Linked DNA regions of Homo sapiens: region 2 is linked to region 1. Evidence: read pairs that join two places in POLR2A ChIA-PET (ENCODE). Cell type or tissue: IMR-90. All regions are shown on one strand.

The links. Peaks named below come from ENCODE experiments on the same cell type or tissue, not always from the same donor. Only the 100,000 strongest peaks of a DNase experiment are listed, where the experiment ranks them.
Region 2: POLR2A ChIA-PET joins it to region 1 with 15 read pairs; 3 of 35 experiments call an interaction of 5 or more read pairs at or near these places.

Annotation. Positions count from the first base shown.
Region 1 is chr17:29,838,116-29,843,115 of GRCh38, reverse strand. The region is part of intron 2 of SSH2 (slingshot protein phosphatase 2); the gene reads left to right. Among named protein-coding and RNA genes, the nearest start is that of SSH2, 90 kb to the left of the region's middle. In IMR-90, no CTCF peak of the experiment used is centred here; a DNase peak (open chromatin) is centred at 2,065.
Region 2 is chr17:30,006,709-30,011,708 of GRCh38, reverse strand. All of the region lies in intron 7 of EFCAB5 (EF-hand calcium binding domain 5), which reads right to left. Among named protein-coding and RNA genes, the nearest start is that of EFCAB5, 68 kb to the right of the region's middle. In IMR-90, no CTCF peak of the experiment used is centred here; no DNase peak of the experiment used is centred here.

The DNA.
Region 1 (5,000 bases):
ACGTCCTGTCATTCCTGATAATTTGTATTTACTCTCTTCGTTTCTGCTATCTGTACCATGTGTATTTTCTGTTTATTTTTTCAGACTCATTTGCAGAACACCTTTCAGTAGCCAACATACACAAATAGAAAAAGGGGGGAAAAAGGGAAATTTGGTGCTAAGAAGATGAGTTTTATTATGAGTTTCAAATGGCCAGTTGGCCAATAGCAAACAGCTGCCCCACAGGAGTTTAGGATTACTTGAATTGTTTCTGCATCACCTCTGCTGCATTGTAGAGAGATTGTTAGGGCCCATCGTCAGAAAAAAGATAAAAAAAGTGTTGCTAGTGGCAAACATAGTTTTACCATGAACAATATCCTTATTTTTTACTTTGGAAGGGGTCTGATGCAAATTTACACTAATAGGAATGTGATGTTAAACTTATTTTGTTCCAGGTTAAGATGTAAGAAAGCATAGCTCAATGATTTTATCCCAGAATAATTATTATGAGAAATAATTTTCTTTTAAAAATCTTACGCTCTTGAGTGACATTTGAGGAGAAATAAGATTTGTAGTAATCTTGGGTACAAAGGCTATTTTTGAAATTAGCCTTATTTAACTCAGTGGTTCTCATTGTGGCTGCCCATTAGAATCACCTGATGATCTTTTTTTTTTTTTTTTTTGACACTGAGTCTCACTCTGTCGCCCAGGCTGGAGTGCAGTGGCGTGATCTCGGCTCACTGCAACCTGCGCCTCCCAGGTTCAAGAGATGCTCCTGCCTCAGCCTCCCAAGTATCTGGGATTATAGGTGCCTGCCATGACACTCAGCTAATTTTTGTATTTTTAGTAGAGACAGGGTTTCGTCATGTTAGCCAGGCTGGTCTTGAACTCCTGACCTCAGGTGACCCACCTGCCTCGGCCTCCCAGAGTGCTGGGGTTATAGGCATGAGCCACTGCGCCTGGCTGTGATGATCTTTTAAATTAATAACAGGGTCTCCTCCAGTTAAATCAGGATCTCTGTGAGTAGGGCCCAGGTATTGGTATTTTTTTAAATGCTTCCAGGATTATTCTAATATGAATCAAGGGTTAAGAACACTGGTTTGGGCTGGGGACAGTGGTGCACACCTGTAATCCCAGCACTTTGGGAGGCTGAGGCGGGAGGATCGCTTAAGCTCAGGAATTCAAGACCAGCCTGGGCAACAAAGCAAAACTCTGTCTCTACAAAAAAAAAAAAAAAAAAAAAATTAGCCAAGGGGGTGGTGTACTCCTATAGTCCCAGCTACTCGGGAAGCAGAGATGGGACGATCACTTGAGCCCAGAAGGTTGAGGCTGTAGTGAGCCAGGACTATGCCACTGCACTCCAGCCTGGGTGACAGAATGAGACCCTGTCTCAAGAAAAGAAAAAACAGAAAAAGAACACTGGTTTAACTCTAGCTATGCTAATTTTTGCACCTCCATATTAGAAATCTAATCTGCAACATTTGTAACATTGTAACATCTATTCCTTGAGCAGCAGGATAAAATGTGAGATAGACTACAATTTTTTAAGAGTTGGCTGTATGCATTTGATTACTCAGGTACAACACAATTAACTTACATTCTTTCTATTCAGTGAAATTCCTTGGCTAGTCTTCTGTTAAAAGCAAGATACTGAAATGAGATAATCCAAATCTAGTATAAATTTAAGTCAGTGAAGGGTAAAGTTTTCCATGTCTTTTCCATAAGGTATAAAGGGTATAAAGACTTATTCTTCCTGTGTCAACATTGCTAGGGAGCTAGAGTAAAGAAAAAATAATTAAAGATCACTTTATACTTTGTGTTTTATACTTTTACTGAAGTAAAATATACATACAGAAAAGTGTACTTATCTTGTGCTTTTATGTATAACAATGAATTTTCACAAACTGATGTTTTCACAAACACAGGTCAATCATGAAGTAAGTAACCTGTACCTAGATCAGGAAATGGAATATTACAACTCCTCAGTACTATTTCCCCCTTTGCCAATCCCTCCTTGCTCCTTTCAGTCACTACTGACTCACCCTCCCAGCCATCATACACCAGGAATAACCACTTTCCTGACTTCTTGACCATGTGATTTTGATGTGGCTATCAGGCTATGCTTTTTAGAGGGCTCTCTCAGACTTTCAGAATCAGAGAGAGGGCTCAGCATCATGTAGTAGTTAAAGAGCTCAAGTTGAAGGTTCAGACAATCTGGGTCAGAGCCCAGCTTCACCACTTACTGACTGTGACTTCACTCTAAGCCTCATTTCCCCTATCTATAAAATGGGAATAATAATAGTACCTATCCCATGGAGTTGTTAGAATTAAATGAGATAACTTATGTAAAGTGCTTAGAGGGCCTGGCGCATTATCTGTGCCAAGTAGAGAGCAGGGCAGATGCAGGATTCCCTCATGTCACCAGCTCTTCAACAGAGTCAAGGCAGTGCCACTGTTGTCTGCAGACATAATGAAGTTCATACTTCAGCTCTGGAGAAAAAGAAGAAGAAAAAGTGGGCATCCTGACCATCTTCCATTTTCTTCACCATCCCTAATTTGGCTTGTGGCTTGGCTAACTTGTGACAACTTCTAAAATATATTATTTAAGTACATGAAATGGCTATTGAAAGGCCAAAAATATTCTCTTAGACATCTTTATATTATCAATAGCTCTTAGCACAGTGATTTAATTGTAAATTGCACATAGTTGATGCCTTGGCTAAAGGAATCTAAAATGATACTTCAGACACACCATGCTCTCCTGTGCTGGATTTGTATTGGTCTAGGCTCCTGATCCCTCTTTTTACCAGAGTTGTATTTTTGAAACATCTGGCATGTTTCAAAGAATGCAGAAAGTGGCAGTGAAACAATTTGTAGGCAGAAACAAGGAGCCTCGGCCAAATTTGCAAAATTAACCAAATAAAAGCTCCAACTAGTTGAGTTATCTTGCTTCCATAATCTGAGGCAGGTCCTGCTGAGGTATATTTTCCTCTTATTTTGGTTTGGGAGAGCAAGCAAAACAGGAGGAGTTGTAGGTTTTCTCAGATTTTTAAGATTATAGCTTGGGAAAAATTTACCCTTTGGAAAGGGTGGGGTGAGGGGAAGGACCCCTTACTATGAGTACTTACCATGTGACACCCATTGTACTAAATGCTTTTTATACAGTTTAGTGTTGAATCCAAGTCTTTGAGGCAAATACTTTTAGTAGTCCCTGTTTAAAGGTGAGGAACCAGGCTTGCTTAAGGTATGTGACCATGCTGGTAGTGACAGCTAAGTCTGCCTGACACTCCCAGCCGGTGCTCTTTAACTTATGCTGGATTGCCTTTGCCCTTGAATGTAATGTTGTTATTCTGGTGCTAGGAGGTCAGGGTCAAATGCAGTAGTGATTCTCAACTCTAGTTTTATACAAGAATAATCTATAGAGTTTATTTTAAAAATATAGAAACTTAAGTCTCACTTTAGGAAGTTTCTTGTTCAGTAGGTCTTAAATGAGACCTGACATATTTCTTCTTCACAAAGGTCCATAGGTGATTGTGTGCCAGAGTTGAAAATCACAATTCTCAGAAATTCACTAGTGGGGAATTATAAGATTACAGATTTGGGGGCATCTGAAGACTGAATTTGGAATATTGTAAAGATACACTGTTATTGGAAGTACAGGGAAGGAAGAGTTAGCTTAATAATCAAGTTTCCTATTTCAGGAGGTAATGTTACAGCATCCTTGGGGTGTTGCTTTGCCAGCCAGAAACCTCTGTGGCCAATGGCGCCTTTGCCCAACTTTTGCTCTGGCCTGCTGGGCTCATTCCACCCACTCGGCCTGGCAGGTTACACATTACCGGCCTGGATCCCATACCTGCCAAGGGCGAGCCAGGCATGGGGTGGCGAGGGGTGTGTAAGCAAGGGTCCAGCCACTGTGCACAGCCAGGCACACTGGCTGCAATGGGAGAGGCAGAGCCTGATCTTTTGGCTTGGTATGACATCAGCCCCTGTTGCCATGGTGATGGAAGCCTGGCATACCATAAGCAGCCAGCTTCCACGGCTGACACTGGGGAACGTGATGGCTCCTGGAAGCTTAGAGATGCCAGGAACCACAGATCCCTAAAGAGGGTGTCACAACCCTGGCTCATTGAGCTCCTAGGTCTGGGTTCCCCAAAGGGCCACAGCTCTTCTCTCCTTATTGTCTTCTTTCCCTATTGTCGCCTGCAACATGGTGAGCAAAGGGCACGTTTCAGCCCTGTTTGTGTTACAGCTCTTTTAGCCCCGCCATTCGGCAGGTCCCGAATTCTTGTCCTGTGTCCAGGAAGAGTGAGGTATGCAGACAAGTGGAGGGTGTGCAAGGTGAAGAGATGCTTTATTGAGCGATAGAACAGCTCAGAGGAGACCCACAGTGGGTAGCTCCTCTCCATAGCCAGGGTGTTGTTCAGCTCTCAGCAGAGAGGGTGGCCCCTCTCTGCTAGGCAGGTCATCCCGATGAGTGTTCAGCTCCAACAGAGAGGGTAACTCCTCTCTACAGGCAGATCATCCCGTCCTCTCTTCTGGTCTGGCTGAGTCCGGGGCTTTTCATGGGCCTCAGAGGGAAGGAAGTGCATGCCAGTTGGTTCATGAGTGGACGTGGGCAGCCCAGAAAAAGCACTACAAATTCCCACTGCAGTCTGCGGGACCAGCAGCCTGGCCTCCATGCTTCAGGTCCTTCGTGGCTTGCAGGTGGGACTTCACCAGGGACTGACCATTGTCTGCCTAGGAGTCTGCCTGCTTCCTGCTTCCATTCATGGTGCCCAGGCTGTTCATGCCAAGGGGCACCTGCAGGCCAACACCAAGCTGCCCTTGGCCTGCCCCCTCAGCCTCCATCTCATGCTTGTCAGTGACCAAACCCAGTGTGTGGAGGGGACCAGGGTGCCAGGGGGCTGGCATGTCAGTGCTGCCTTGAGCATGCATACACGTGGCTGGGTTGCACCAGTGCCCAGGCTCAGCTTCAGCTTTGCTCCATGATCAGAGTGGGCACCAACAGCCAGGAGAAGCCA
Region 2 (5,000 bases), 170 kb before region 1:
AGCCCAAAATCTCCTTAAGCTGATAACCAACTTCAGCATAGTCTCAGGATACAAAAATCAATCTGCAAAAATCACAAGCATTCTGATACACCAATAACAGACAAACAGAGAGCCAAATCATGAGTGAACTCCCATTCACAATTGCTACAAAGAGAATAAAATACCTAGGAATCCAACTTACAAGGGATGTGAAGGACCTCTTCAAGGAGAACCACAAACCACTGCTCAATGAAATAAAAGAGGGCACAAACAAATGGAAGAACATTCCATGCTCATGGATAGGAAGAATCAATATCGTGAAAATGGCCATACTGCCCAAGGTAATTTATAGATTCAGTGCCATCCCCATCAAGCTACCAATAACTTTCTTCACAGAATTGGAAAAAACTACTTTAAAGTTCATATGGAATCAAAACAGAGCCTGCATCGCCAAGACAATCCTAAGCCAAAAGAACAAAGCTGGAGGCATCATGCTACCTGACTTCAAACTATACTACAAGGCTACAGTAAGCAAAACAGCATGGTACTGGTACCAAAACAGATATATAGACCAATGGAACAGAACAGAGGCCTCAGAAATAACACCACACATCCACATATCTACAGCCATCTGATCTTTGACAAACCTGACAAAAACAAGAAATGGGGAAAGGATTCCCTATTTAATAAATGGTGCTGGGAAAACTGGCTAGCCACATGTAGAAAGCTTAAACTGAATCCCTTCCTTACAAAAATTAATTCAAGATGGATTAAATACTTAAATGTTAGACCTAAAACCATAAAAACCCTAGAAGAAAACCTAGGCATTACCATTCAGGACATAGGCATGGGCAAGGACTTCATGAATAAAACACCAAAAGCAATGGCAACAAAAGCCAAAATAGACAAATGGGATCTAATTAAACTAAAGAGCTTCTGCACAGCCAGAGAAACTACCATCAAAGTGAACAGGTAACCTACAGAACGGGACAAAATTTTTGCAATCTACCCATCTGACAAAGGGCTAACATCCAGAATCTACAAAAAACTTAAACAAATTTACAAGAAAAAATCAAACAACTGCATCAAAAAGTGGGCAAAGGATATGAACAGACACTTTTCAAAAGAAGACATTTATGCAGCCAACAGACATGAAAAAATGCTCATCATCACTGGTCATCAGAGAAATGCAAATCAAAACCACAATGAGATACCATCTCACACCAGTTAGAATGGTGATCATTAAAACGTCAGGAAACAACAGGTGCTGGAGAGGATGTGGAGAAATAGGAACACTTTTACACTGTTGGTAGGAGTGTAAACTAGTTCAACCATTGTGGAAGACAGTGTGGCAATTCTTCAAGGATCTAGAACTAGAAATATCATTTGACCCAGTGATCCCATTACTGGGTATATACCCAAAGGATTATAAATCATGCTACTATAAAGACACATGCACACGTATGTTTATTGCGGCACTATTCACAATACCAAGGACTTGGAACCAACCCAAATATCCATCAATGATAGACTGGATTAAGAAAATGTGGCACATATATACCATGGAATACTATGCAGCCATAAAAAAAGATGAGCTCATGTCCTTTGTAGGGACATGGATGAAGCTGGAAACCATCATTCTGAGCAAACTATCACAAGGACAGAAAACCAAACACCGCATGTTCTCACTCATAGGTGGGAATTGAACAATGAGAACACTTGGACATAGGACACATTACACACCGGGGCCTGTCATGGGGTCGGGGGATGGAGGAGGGATAGCATTAGGAGAAATACCTAATGCAAATGACGAGTTAATGGGTGCAGCAAACCAACACGGCACATGTATACATATGTAACAAACCTGCATGTTGTGCACATGTACCCTAGAACTTAAAGTATAACAAAAAAAAAAGAAAAGAAAACAATCTGGCAGTTCCTCAAAAGGTTAAACACAAAGTTATCACATGACCCAACAATTCCACTCCCAAGAGAACAGAAAACACATATTCATGTAAAAACTTAGGCACAAATGTTCATAGTGGTATTATTTACAGTAGCCAAAAAATGAAAACAACCGAAATGTCCACCAACTGATGAGTGGATAAATAAAAGGTAGTATGTTCATAAAAAGGAATATCATTTGGCAATAAAAAGAAATGAAGTACTGATACATGCTACAACATGGAGTAACCTTGAAGACATTATGACAAGTACAAGAAGCCAAAAACAAAAGACCACATATTGTATATTCCATATATATGAAATGTTCAGAATAGACAAAGCTATGGAGACAGAAAGAGATTTGTGGCTGCCTAGGGCTGGAGGTTTGGAAGGAAATGGGGAGTGACTGCTAATGGGTATGAAGTTTCTTTTGTGGGTGAAAATGTTCTAAAATGGATTGTTTTAATGGTTGTACTCCTCTGCAAATATACTAAAGCCCATTCAATTGTACACTTTAAATGGGTATAAGGTAGGTATAGTAGGTTGGATAATGGCTCTCGAAGATGTAAAGTCCTAATCCCTGGATCTGTAAATGCTTCCTTATATGGGAAAAGAGTCTTTGCAGATGTGATTAAGGATTTTGAGATGGGGAGATTATCCTAAATTATCTAGGTAGACCCTAAAATGCAATCACATATATCCTTTTAAGAAGGAGATTTCTCAGACAGGAGAAGAAAAGGCAATGTGACCACAAAGACAGGGACTGGTGATGCAGCCACAAGTAAAGGAATGCCAACAGCCACCAGAAGTTGGAAGAGCCAAGGAACAAATTCTTCCACAGACCCTCCTGAGAGAAGTGCAGCCCTGCCAGCACCTTCATTTTGGCCCAGTGATACTGATCTTGGACTTCTGGCCTCCAGAGCTGTGAGAAAATAAATGTCTGCTGTTTTCAGCAACCAAGTTTGCAGTAATTTGCTACAGCAGCCACAGGAAATAAATGCAGTTTGTAAATTATATCTGAATAAAGCTGCTACCAAAAAAAGTTTAAAAATCTGCACAATTATTGTAAATTTTTTACCTTTTATTTATATTTTTATATATTCTATTACAATGTGCTATAAACTCATAAAGCTTAAGAGAGTCCTATTAACTTCATTAATTTTAAATTTTAAAATATAAAAAAATTTTTTTTTTTTGAGATGGAGTCTTGCTCTGTCACCCAGGCTGGAGTGCAGTGGCATGATCTCAGCTCGCTGCAACCTGTCTCCTGGGTTCAAGTGATTCTCCTGCCTCAGCCTCCCAAGTAGCTGGGACTACAGGCACATGCCACTATGCCCAGCTAATTTTTGTATTTTTGGTAGAGACAGGATTCACCATGTTGGCCAGGCTGGTCTTGAACTCTTGACCTCCAACGGTCTGCCTGCCTCGGCCTCCCAAAGTGCTGGGATTACAGGCGTGAGCCACCTCACCCAGCCTTAAAATATAAAATTTTCACATTTACAAATATAAAAAATAGTCTTGATCTCATTAAATGATTTTTAACCTTGAAATCTGCTTTTTGTTTATTTACTTGTTTATTTAATGTATCTGCTATTCCTTTAACAATTTTCTTATTTTCATCTTTTTTCATCCTTTTATATTAGATGTTTAGCTTATAAAATGCATATAGTACAGCTTTTATTTTTTTAATCAGCAAAACCCATCAATCATTAGATTGCTATTGACTTAATAGATTGGGGGATTGGGGAAGAGAGGAAAACATACTGCTTTATCAAATGACGCAGCTTTTCGTTTTTTTGTTTTGAGACAGGGTCTCACTCTGTTGCCCAGAGTGCAGTGGTGCAATCATGGTTCACTGCAGCCTGACTTCCCAGGCTCAAGCAATCCTCCTAGGTCTCAGCCTCCTGAGTAGCTGGGATTACAGGCGTGAGCCACCATGCCTGGCTATGTTTTTAATTTTTTGTACAGACAGGGTCCCACTATGTTGCCCGGGCTGGTCTTGAACTCCTAGGCTCAAGCGATCCTCCAGCCTTGGCCTTCCAAAATGGTGGTATAACAGGTGTGGGTCACCACTCTGGGCTAAATGATGCACCCTGATTTCAGAGATGCAAAAGGAAAACCACTCATCTTGGAATTATGGAAATATGATTGTTTGGACTTCCTGTTTAGAAGTCTCTAACCACACAGAAGAATAGGAAAAGTTACATTTTAAACTGACATGGTCAGAGAAGACCTCTGTCTCTACAAATTGGGAAGAACGAGGGGTTCATTTTTACAATATTCTCTTAATAATAGTTTGTGTAATTTTTAAAAATTTACTCCAGTGATGTTACTTGGGCAGTTTATGAGTAAAATAAGACTCTGGAATAAATTTATTCCCAACTGAACAAGAATAAGAAGTCATACTCGATTTATCTTTTCATTTCAGTCTGGCAGATTAAATTGTATTTCCCAATAAATATGAAAAGATAATGGAGGGATGACAGCTTCATCAACAGCAGACAAAGTAACAAGAAGCCACATGGAACTAGGGTTTTCTTACCACTTCTAATTTATCCACTGCTTGTCTACCCATTTCTTCCCCTAATAAATCTTGGGATGACTGAAAAAATTTTACCTAATACTGTGTATGCTATTTGCAGCCGAGTTTGCTAAAAGCAAAAACAACAACAAAAAAGACTGTTTTCCATTCTTCTGGTTTTGATTTATCTTCTATCAACAGGACAATAGGTAGTGTATTAAAATATATACATTCTTGAAAAAATTCATGCTATACTCTTCTTTCTGTAAAAATCAAAATTTACATGGACACTAAAAAATCTCTCATTCAGCTGGGCGCAGTGGCTCACACCTATAATCCCAGCACTTTGGGAGGCAGAGGTGGAAGGATCGCTTGAATCCAGGAATTTGAGACCAGCCCGGGCAACATAGGGAGATTAATGTCCACAAAAATAAACAAAATTAGCCAGGCAAAGTGGCATGTGCCAGGCAAAGTGGCATCCCCCCTACTTGGGAGGCTGATGTGGGAGAATAACCTGAGCCCAGGAGGTTGAGGCTGCAGTGAGCCGAAATTGTGC